2 separate regions of the Homo sapiens genome follow, and region 2 is linked to region 1. A link is a loop called in an ENCODE intact Hi-C map of the cell type or tissue named here. Cell type or tissue: heart left ventricle. All regions are shown on one strand.

Region 1 (5,000 bases):
GAGGCTGGGCATGGTGTCTCATGCCTGTAATCTCAGCACTTTGCAAGGCCAAGGTGGGTGGATCACCGAGGTCAGGAATTTGAGACCAGTCTGGCCAACATGACAAAACCCCATCTCTACTAGAAAATACAAAAATTAGCCAGGCATGGTGGCATGTGCCTGTAATCCCAGCTACTCAGGAGGCCGAGGCAGGAGAATCGCTTGAACCTGGGGAGGTGGAGGGTGCAGTGAACCGAGATTGCACCACTGCACTCCAGTCTGGGTGACAAGGCAAAGTGAGACTCCGTCTCAAAAAAGAAATAAAAAAATAAAAAAATAAAATAAGAGGTCTCGGAATGGATGGTTCATGTAGACGGTATGTGGCATAATAACAACCAGCATGTGTGGAATCCATACTAAACACTTTACATCATTTCATTTCATTTAATTTCATCTCATTTAATCTTCTCAAAAGGCAGGCACATTTATCCTCATTGTATAGTTGAAAAAACTAAAGTTTGAAAAAGTCATGTCTTATGTCCACAGCTTTTGATCTAGTAAGAGTGAAGTCAGAACTTGAAAGAAGGTCTGTTTCCAAATGACTTCCCTGCTCTTGGTCTGCTTCCTGGGGCATCTGTGGGCATTTTGTACCCATCCTACCTTACCCTCGTTGAATGTGTGCCACCTCATTTAGACTTGGTCTGTACATCTGCAGAAAGAGGATGCGTTAGGCTGCTGCTGCTTGGATGTAGTGAGGGGAATGCTGGCCCAAGTTCAGTCTGGCTGAATCACAGTTGCCTCATTGACAAAATGGGGAAAATAATTACTATCTCACAGGGCAGTTGAAATAATTCAATTTCATAATGCCTATGCCATTGTTTTACAAACTCTAACAGCTAACACCAAAGTAAATTATTGTTTTTATCATGATTTTTGTTATGTTCATCTATGCCAAGCTCATAAAGATTATGGGATTAGAAGAGCCAATTACAACAGCCCACCCAGCGTCTATGGAAGGGCCCCAACTTTAAAGGCAGTCAATATATCCATTTTTTCCAGAACATGAAAGAAACGTTGAATAGCTATTTATTGTCTTCCAGCTATAATTGATTATGGGATGAGAGTTGTTTTGTCGATCTTCCATTACAGTGCTTGAATAAAAGGTTAGTAAATAATAATGATAACAGAGAAAAACAACACATTCTTTCTCAAATCCCACCCACGCTGCCTCTCTGACTTGTGTATATTTGAAAATGGTCTTTACAAATATCAATTCTGGAAAAAAATTTACGTTGCATTATAAATATAAAAATAAAACCAAATCAAAATTATTATCTTGGCATCCTGGGGACCCTCCCTGGTGTGGATGAGGGGGCAGAAAAGAGGGAGTGGGAAAGAATGAAGGGAGGAGGACAAAGACCATGCCCGGAATTCCCATGCCAGCGGAACACTTGAACAGCCTGTTTTTCTGCCCTTTAAAATTAAAAACACAAATCAATCTCACTCAAATTCTAAAAGCAGAAAGGAATGGGGGATTTGACTGGTAATGTTTAGAAATAAATGATTTCTGGAAATGTATTGTGACTTAAAAATTGAGAAGTTCTGTCTTTGTAGAATGAAAAGAGAGAGAAGCTACAATTTCCACACGCAAACAAACACCCCATCTCATCAACTCCACCCATTTCCAGCTCCTGGACATTTGTCTTTATTTGTTTCCTCCTCTTCTGAAGCAGGATTTCTCCTGGACAGCAGCCTCCTCAACGTGGGGGCTTATCTATTTATCATCCCTCTCTTCCAACATTGCTTCCCCCACCACCCCCAGCCACACAGACAGCAGGGATTCTTCCATCATTCTTTTCTTCCTTTTCTTGGGGGCACTGTATAGTCTGACCCTAGGCCCTCTTTCTCTCCCACAAAGCTTTTATTTGAAAGCAACAGAAAAGAGGATGGAAACTGAGGGTAATAGAGATTGAAAGAGAGGAGACAGGAGTGGCTGCCAAGACAGAAAGAACAAGACAGGCACAGACAGCATGCAGGGGTGGACTGAAAAGTGAGAAGTCAGGGAAGAACATGGGTTAAATAATCGATTTCAAAACTCACTCTTTGCCAGAGATTTTAATCAAATCATTTCCTTAACCCCAGGAATCTTCTGGGAATTCATTCCCTCTTTCTCTGTCTCTGTCTCTCTCTCTCTCTCTCTCTCACTCTCTTCCTCTTTCTCTATCCCAGACTCTACACAGAGCCAAAAATGCCCTTAGCTATGGCCTGTGCCAGCACCACCACATGTATCTCTATTCCCTCCACTACACATAGGTGCAATCGCACAACCACACACCATTACACACACACACACACACACAAAACCACCCCCCACGCCATATACTCAAGAGATGAGAAAAACCAAGCAAGTGGCCTGAGCAAGGCAAGCCCAGATCAAAGGGTTTTGGACTAGTGTCCTTTCCCTCTCCGTATACTGTCTGAGGGGTACTGTAATTAAGAAACAATTTATTCCTTTTCCCAACACATTGGATAACTACCTCTCATTTTACTCAACCAAAGTGGCAACAAGGCACCACAGGCACAACCCTGACAGAGAAGGAAAGCATTCAGGGAAACTGGGAGGTGGGGTATTATAAGCCTTCTTATTTTTTTAAATGGGTACTATTCAAAAGGGCTGCTTTCTTCACTGGCTACAGGTTATGTAACATCTAAATTATTTCCGGAGTTTCTGAACAGACCAGAGGTTCAGAATAATGGCACCCGCCTCTCCAGATCTGAGGGCTGCTGTCTTCTCCCAGAAGCCCCTCCAAGCCGCTCTGACCCCTGGTCTGGGGCACCCTTCTTCCTTCCCGGCATTTTTTACAAACACAACCTTCAAAATTAGTTCAGAGGCTTTGCGACCCTTTTGTGGCCCTGCACCGCCATCATGTGGCCAGAGCTAACACTGCATCCATGCACACTTACGTGAAAACCAATGAAACCTTAAATGGGAAGTGGCGTAAGATCAGGATTAACCTCCAGCAGATCCTAAGTGGGGTACTTTCCTGTCTTTGCTGCTGGTATATGCTGCAAACTATATTTGGAGGCCTTTTACACTTATGTTCCTCCGCTAGCCCCTTTTCATGGAATGCCTCTTCCCTCGTGTACTCTAAGTTCTAAAATGTAAGAAACTTGCTCATAGGACCAAACACAATTAATCTCTGACCTTCAAACACGTTTCATTTTATTTATTGTGATCGTAGCACTTACCAAAATTCTAAACTGTATGCAAATTAAATGTGTGTGGATTTCTCTCCCCTACCAGGAAGTGAACTGGCAGATGGCAGAGACTGTTTTTTTCACACCTCACAAATAGTAACGAGTCTTTAAAAAGTATATATTGAATGGAGAAAATACAGCAAATAAATGACTCACTAATTTCTTAGCTACCCTGCTTAACTTGCCCTGATGACCTCTTCCTTCCTCTTTTCTGCACAGTGTTGGGCACTGTGCAGCATATAGGTAAGAAACCCTGGAGTAGGAATCAGAATTAGGTTACACCCATGGGAGCTGCGTACCCTTGAGTCAGTCACTTTTTCCTCTAGGAGCCTTAGTTTTCTCAACTATATAAAGAGAGGATTGAATTAAACAAATCACTAAGGTCCATTCAGGTAGATGACGAGGTAAGCCTAAACAAAACTGACTTTTACTAGAGGAATTTTGACTCTGCTTTAAGAGACAAGATGCACTATAGTTATATTCTTTTTCCACTTATTCCAAGGTAATAATACACAGTATTAGGTACCCAATAAATATCTGGAAAATAACAGATGAGAACAGAAAAAAAAGTCAATAAGAAAACAAATTGACCACAGAGCAGTTGTGAACGACAAATGGCACACAACTCCATTCGTAATTCACATTCAGACTTTTTATGTCCTGACATAAGCATGCTGCAAAAAGACGTATCAAAGGCTACTAAGGTTAAACATAGGCTGTTCTGGACTTTTCAGAGAATGTTTCTTAGAGGCAAATCACATTAACAGCCAAACAAATCTGGCTCTAGATAAAGGAGAGGATGTTGTTTGAGATGCAAGAAGGACAGCATAGTGCAGGTGTTACAAAGCAGATAGGAACAGTAAACAACAAATTGTGGCAATATTAGCCACGAATTCTTCACCTGGTTTCAGAAGAAGCCGCTATCAAGTTGTAATCTAAATGAGTATCACCTGAAAAATCACCATGCTCCTATAACCGGAAACCCAAGCGGAACACTTCTGTTCCTCATATTGTATTTCACTGATAGACACAGTCCAGCCCAACTGCTTATTTTCACAGACAGCACAGAAAGGAAGAAAGTCCACCTTGTGTTTCTGGAGACCTCTTCCTATGCCTCGCAGTGGGTCAGGCATGTTATATCTGCTTAACAAGTTGTTCGGTACAATGTCCTATGAACACTCTCTCTTCTACAAATATTAACAGATTTAGTACCTAGTACTGAGAGGTGACAGAGTGCTGGCAGTCCTCACAGCCCTTGCTCGCTCTCGGCGCCTCCTCTGCCTGGGCTCCCACTTTGGCGGCACTTGAGGAGCCCTTCGGCCCGCCGCTGCACTGTGGAAGCCCTTTTCTGGGCTGGCCAAGGCTGGAGCCGGCTCCCTCAGCTTGCGAGGAGATGTGGAGGGAGAGGCGCGGGCGGGAACCGGGGCTGGGCGCGGTGCTTGCGGGCCAGCGTGAATTCCGGGTAGGCGTGGGCTCGGCGTACCCCGCACTCGGAGCGGCCGGCCGGCCCCGCCGGCCCGGGCAGTGAGGGGCTTAGCACCTGGGCCAGCAGCTGCTGTGCTCAATTTCTCGCCAGGCCTTAGCCACCTTCCCGCGGGGCAGGGCTCCGGACCTGCAGCCGGCCATGTCTGAGCCTCCTCCCCCCCGCCCCTCCGTGGGCTCCTGTGCGGCCCAAGCCTCCCTGACGAGCGCCACCCCCTGCTCCAAGGCGCCCACTCCCATCGACCACCCAAGGGCTGAGGAGTGCGGGCGCAAGTCGCGGG
Region 2 (5,000 bases), 1.7 Mb before region 1:
GTCCGTGTGTGTAAGGGAGGGGTGAAGAGAGAGAGGTCCTATAACCTACTTACGGCGCGATGTGTGTGTGCATGTTTGTACGTATGTGTTTGTATGTGTGCCCTCGTGTGTCTTTTTAATTAGGTCTCTCCAGCTTACACGGAATGGGACCCTTACTATAGGATCACGTAGTCACCGGGAAACCCGCTGTGGACTTCCTCTTGGGGCTCTGGGCTTGGGGTTTGGGGAGGATTATGGGGCTGTAGATGGCACCTTATTTAGCCCAATGTTGGTACGCTTGAAGGAAAATTCCTCCAAACGGTGGAATCCTGCTACACTGGGACCCACAGCTTAATATGAAAGAGACATGGCCAACCCCCGAGGCAAATGAGACGCTGTCACTTTAAATTCTACACTGGGCAGACTCCAAGATTCTGATGGGAATTTGGAGACACTGGATAGTGGGTGACAGAGAAAGGGGGAAGTCAGCGGTGGGCTCCTTATCTGGGGCTTGGAAAGTCTGGGATAGGGATTTACCCTGCATCCCCGTTTGCAATCAACAGAGCCCCTCCGGCTTCTGTTGGTTTTGGGGAGGATCTGGCAAGTTTGCATGGATCCCCCTCAGGGGAAAGGAGAAAGCGTCCTCGGGGACTTGCTCATCCATCACAGTTGCAAAGGGTCTCAGAGGAAATTTCATCTGGGGCGGCTGTGGATGATATGGAAGGAGATGGATGGGGCACTTTCCTAAGACAGATTCGTCTTTCTTTCCCCATTTCAGGCGGGGAAGCCCCCAGAGAGTCTCTCCCTAAATATGCCTCTCCATGGCTCCCCTGGAGTTAGGGGGATATTGAGAGAAGGCAGAGAGGTGGAGAGGGAGAGAGAGAGAGCAAGAGCGAGAGAGAGGGAGACAGAGAGAGAGAGTGTTTCAGTACTGAGGGAGATCTACAATTTGAAAAGGGGCTGTGAGTGTGGAACCCATGACAGAATGTGGCAGTAATTGACTTAAACTGCTGTCGGTTTGCACCTCGCGTCTCTCACTTGGCTCCAAAATACTGCCAAGGGCAGGGGGGCGGTGGAGGAATCTCAGCCAGGAAGGTAGTTTGGGTCAAGGCCCTCTTTCTTCTTTCCTCCATCTCCTGGGAGGCTCTTTAGGTAGGTCCCTTGGCCACCCTGGCTTGGTACTGTTGGGCTTGGGCTCTGGGGCCAGCCATTGATTTGATTCCCAGCTGCCTCTTAAAGGCTTGCCCTACTCAGCAAAAATGCTGAGTTTTACTGCTGTTAGCATGGCTTCCAGACTCGGCAGCTGTTACTTTCTCAAGGTAAGCGGCAGCCGTTCTGCTCTCAGGCAGGGAGGCTAGGAGAAGACAAGGGCTGTGACGCTGGGACACAGCCTCTTGTCTAGCTCAGCACGGAGGGGCCGCTGAAAAGCCCTCTTAGGGGAAAAAAGTAGAAATATATTTGGCCTAAAAAATGTACACATATATTCTAGGAAGATATATATATATATATATATATCAATCACACACACACACACACACACACATGTGTTCATATTCTGGGGAGAGATAAAAGCAAACATGTATTTGTAGGAACCTGCCCTAGTGGGTGGGTTCTACCTGCAGGCACTTGCAGACATACCATTCTCTGTCCAGAGGCTGATACCTCAGGCTGAAGCCTTCACATAGCCACAGAGAATCTCCTTCAGGAAACTCATGTCAGGGCAGAGCTCCCTGGATTATCTTGGGTAGGGGGTACTAGGGCCAAGGAGGAGACCCATTTTTGGGAACTGCCTCATTTTCTCTCTTTCCTAATTCACAGACGATCGAAACTGGAAGGAATATTAAAGAGCAGAAAGGCAGGACTCTGTGGCCTAAAGAGGGAATGAGAATTCCCCAACATTCAGTAGTGGGTTAGTGGCATGCCCAGGACTAGAATCTAGGCTTATCAATCAGCTAGATCAATACCCTTTCCACTCCTCCCAGCAATATACACTCTAGGACTGTATATTGCTCCCACCCCTATCTTGCCAACCTGCCACCATGACCCCTACCAAGACAATCGCTTGTCTTCCCTCATCAAACTTCACATTTTCAGAGATGCATTTCAGGGTTTTTCTATCTGGAAACATGGCCCTGAAGAGAAAAGATCCAATGCCTCAATCACTATTCCCGAAAGACACACACACACACACACACACACACACACACACACACACACACACACACACACACACGGTGGTGGGGGGAGGACTGAGAGAGAGACAGAGAGAGAACATAGATTCCTTCTCCAATGTCTTTAGGGAATTACCGACAAGCAAGGACCCAGTACTGAGTGTGACTGGTAGGCAGAACCCAGCAAAGTGTCTGGTCTGTATCTAAGATTTTTATTAAGGAATGCACTGGTTTCCAGAGAGCAAAATGTACACCCATCTACCAGTGCAAATACTTCAGGCAAATTAATTTCTTTATATTAATTAGAATCTCACCCCTAGACATTAATACATATTACAGGCACAGAAGCATATGCAAGCACACATGCATAGGTGTGCTTATACACACATGTGCACACAAAGATCCAGAAACCTTTCCTGCTTGCTACATTTCCAAAAAAGAGAACCTCCACACCAAATTGTGTTCTCCCATATAAAGCATCTCCCATGTGAAGAGTAGGACCCATAAACTCCAGGGAAGGAGAAATGTAAAGCCCTGTGAAAGAGAGACCCTGGAGAAGTCAGAATCGAGTTCACTCAAAAGCGTGCTCTTAGACTTCTAGATGCCTGTTTCGGGGTGCAGGCAGATACTGAAAAACATGGGGGTTTTAGGCCCATCTGCAATAGAGCCTTTTCCATGCAGGATTTTCCGGGGCTAGATGGCACTTTAGCTCCCAGAAGGGGGAGCTGTGACTCCATTTCAACCAAGGAGAAACAGCTCAGAGATGCCAAATCAGCTCTTGGGCCCCCGTTGAGTTTAGACGACCCAGCTCAGGCTGCAATGAGTATCTTTGCCGCTGGTACAGGCAAGAATTGTAAAAACACCCTCCCCTGATAGGTTCGAATTCAACATCTCTTTCTTAGTGCTTGCAAGAGTTTATGTTATGGATCATAAAGTCCTCTATTTTTCTGAAAAGGTCTTTGCCCAAAGGCCCCTTCAGTTGTGCAAGGAGACATTTTTTGATTTGCAACCTGTCTCTTTTCCCCTCCCAATTCCTTAGAGGAAATCACCAGTACATTATCACTTGAATGGGCCATTAAGGTTAGACATACCCTACCCGTCTTTTCCTGCTTTTCCCTTGCTGAAATACAAAGCTTAACAAATTGGCTGCTGAACTACTGGTAACCATGTTAAAGACAAGATGGAGGTCATGTGAAGAAGACAGGTCCTTAAATGTCATTCTTCAAATAATTTTTCCAGTTGTGCTCCCTTCTGCAAAGATTATCTTTATTATTCTTTCCACCATCTCCCACATTCAGCCACGACTTTTAACAAAATTCCACCCATATTTCAACATCTAGCTCAAATGACCCTTCCAAGAAGTCTTCTCAAGATCTTATTTTGGAATTAATCTCTTTATCACCTGATTTTTCTGTACCATTTTATCTGAAACTCTATTTTAGTTTGTGTCTCTGTTTGCCCTGCTTTATAGCGCTGGGGGTATAGGTCTATCTTACCCTCTTCAGTATGGTCTCAGGAGCATCTTTGTATTCCAGGGACTGACACAGAGTAGTTGCTTTATAAATGTTTGCCCTTGCATTTCCTGTTGCATCTCAATAGCAACTGTCATCTCTCTCTCTGTCTCTCACACTTTCTAGCTAACAATTGCTTCATGTTCATTTAAAGCAATGCCGTTACGGCATTTTTGCCTATACCAAGAATATGGGGATTCCAATGATAATATAGACAGATGAAAATTAGACCCTACCTGGAAGTGAATATTGACTTCCTGTGTTCCAGGGTCTTTAGTTTTGTTCTCTCATGTAGTCGTTCTTTCCACCCAGTGGGACAGATACAGCCCCTTTTACAGAAGAGGAAAGTGAAGCCCAGGTTGGTTAGACTCCTTGATCAAGGTCACACAACCATCACAGCTAGAATTTGAAACTGTCTTCCTTCTTACGTCATCTCTGCTCTTTTCACTGGACCACTGAGTTAATGGTAACTATTATGAATGGTTGGCAACATCGGGTTGTTCAATAGGTGCTAGGAATAGCTGGGAGTTATTATGAGCTCTTTGAAATTGATGGTATGAAGGTGTCATGAGTCACTGGATCAAAGAAAACCTCTGAAGGTTTCTCAATGACCAAACTTTTCTGTTTTCAGGAATGACGAGTCCTTTTTGTAATGCCAATAATACATGACCATTCAGTCTCAGTTTTAGTACTTTTAGTGATAGCAAGTTCATTACCGCACAAACCAGCCTATGTCATATTTGAAGAGCTTTGTTGGAATATTTTCTTACTTTGCCCCTAAATCATCCTTCTATCCATATGTCTCTGAAATCACACAAGTGCAATTCTCTTCCAGTTTTCAGTTCTTCGAATATTATGAAAACATAATTATTTCACAACAGTTTTCTTTCTGAATAGAGGGGATTGTCTTCACAGCCCTGTCTTCTGTAGCATCTGCTTGGAGGCCTCTTGGCACCCTGAATACTGTCCTAGGGAAATTGTCTAGTTTACCTCACTTTTAGGGCTTCGATGCCACCAAAAAAAAAAAAAAAAAAAAGGGAGGGATGACCTGAAATTGAGTGAGGATTTATTCAACAAATATTTATTGGGTGCCTACTGTTTGCCAAACATTGCTGTAGACGAGAGCTGTCAAATAGAACTGTCTGTGATGATGGACATGTTTTTTGTGCTGTCCAATATGGTAGCCACTAACCATGTATGATTGCTGAACACTTGAAATGTGGCCAGTGTTGCTGATGAACTGAATATTTAATTTTATTTAACTTATATTAATTTTTATTTTAATTTACATAGCTATATGTGGCTCATGGCTACTCTATTGAATAGCACAGGTCTGGGC

The links. A loop is a pair of places that touch in the nucleus more often than their neighbours do. Peaks named below come from ENCODE experiments on the same cell type or tissue, not always from the same donor. Only the 100,000 strongest peaks of a DNase experiment are listed, where the experiment ranks them.
Region 2: a loop joins it to region 1, with 4 times the contacts of the local background. A loop is called at or near these places in 16 of 110 quality-filtered maps.

What each region holds. Positions count from the first base shown.
Region 1 is chr9:117,642,748-117,647,747 of GRCh38, reverse strand. No RefSeq gene overlaps it. Among named protein-coding and RNA genes, the nearest start is that of TLR4, 59 kb to the left of the region's middle. In heart left ventricle, a CTCF peak has its summit at 2,908 (motif pointing left); DNase peaks (open chromatin) are centred at 2,887 and 4,847; H3K4me3 peaks cover 1,357 bases; H3K27ac peaks cover 520 bases; H3K27me3 peaks cover 1,662 bases.
Region 2 is chr9:119,363,716-119,368,715 of GRCh38, reverse strand. All of the region lies in intron 1 of BRINP1 (BMP/retinoic acid inducible neural specific 1), which reads left to right. Among named protein-coding and RNA genes, the nearest start is that of BRINP1, 3.2 kb to the left of the region's middle. RefSeq lists an enhancer at 2,784-3,465. In heart left ventricle, a CTCF peak has its summit at 2,878 (motif pointing right); no DNase peak of the experiment used is centred here; H3K4me3 peaks cover 702 bases; H3K27me3 peaks cover 1,436 bases.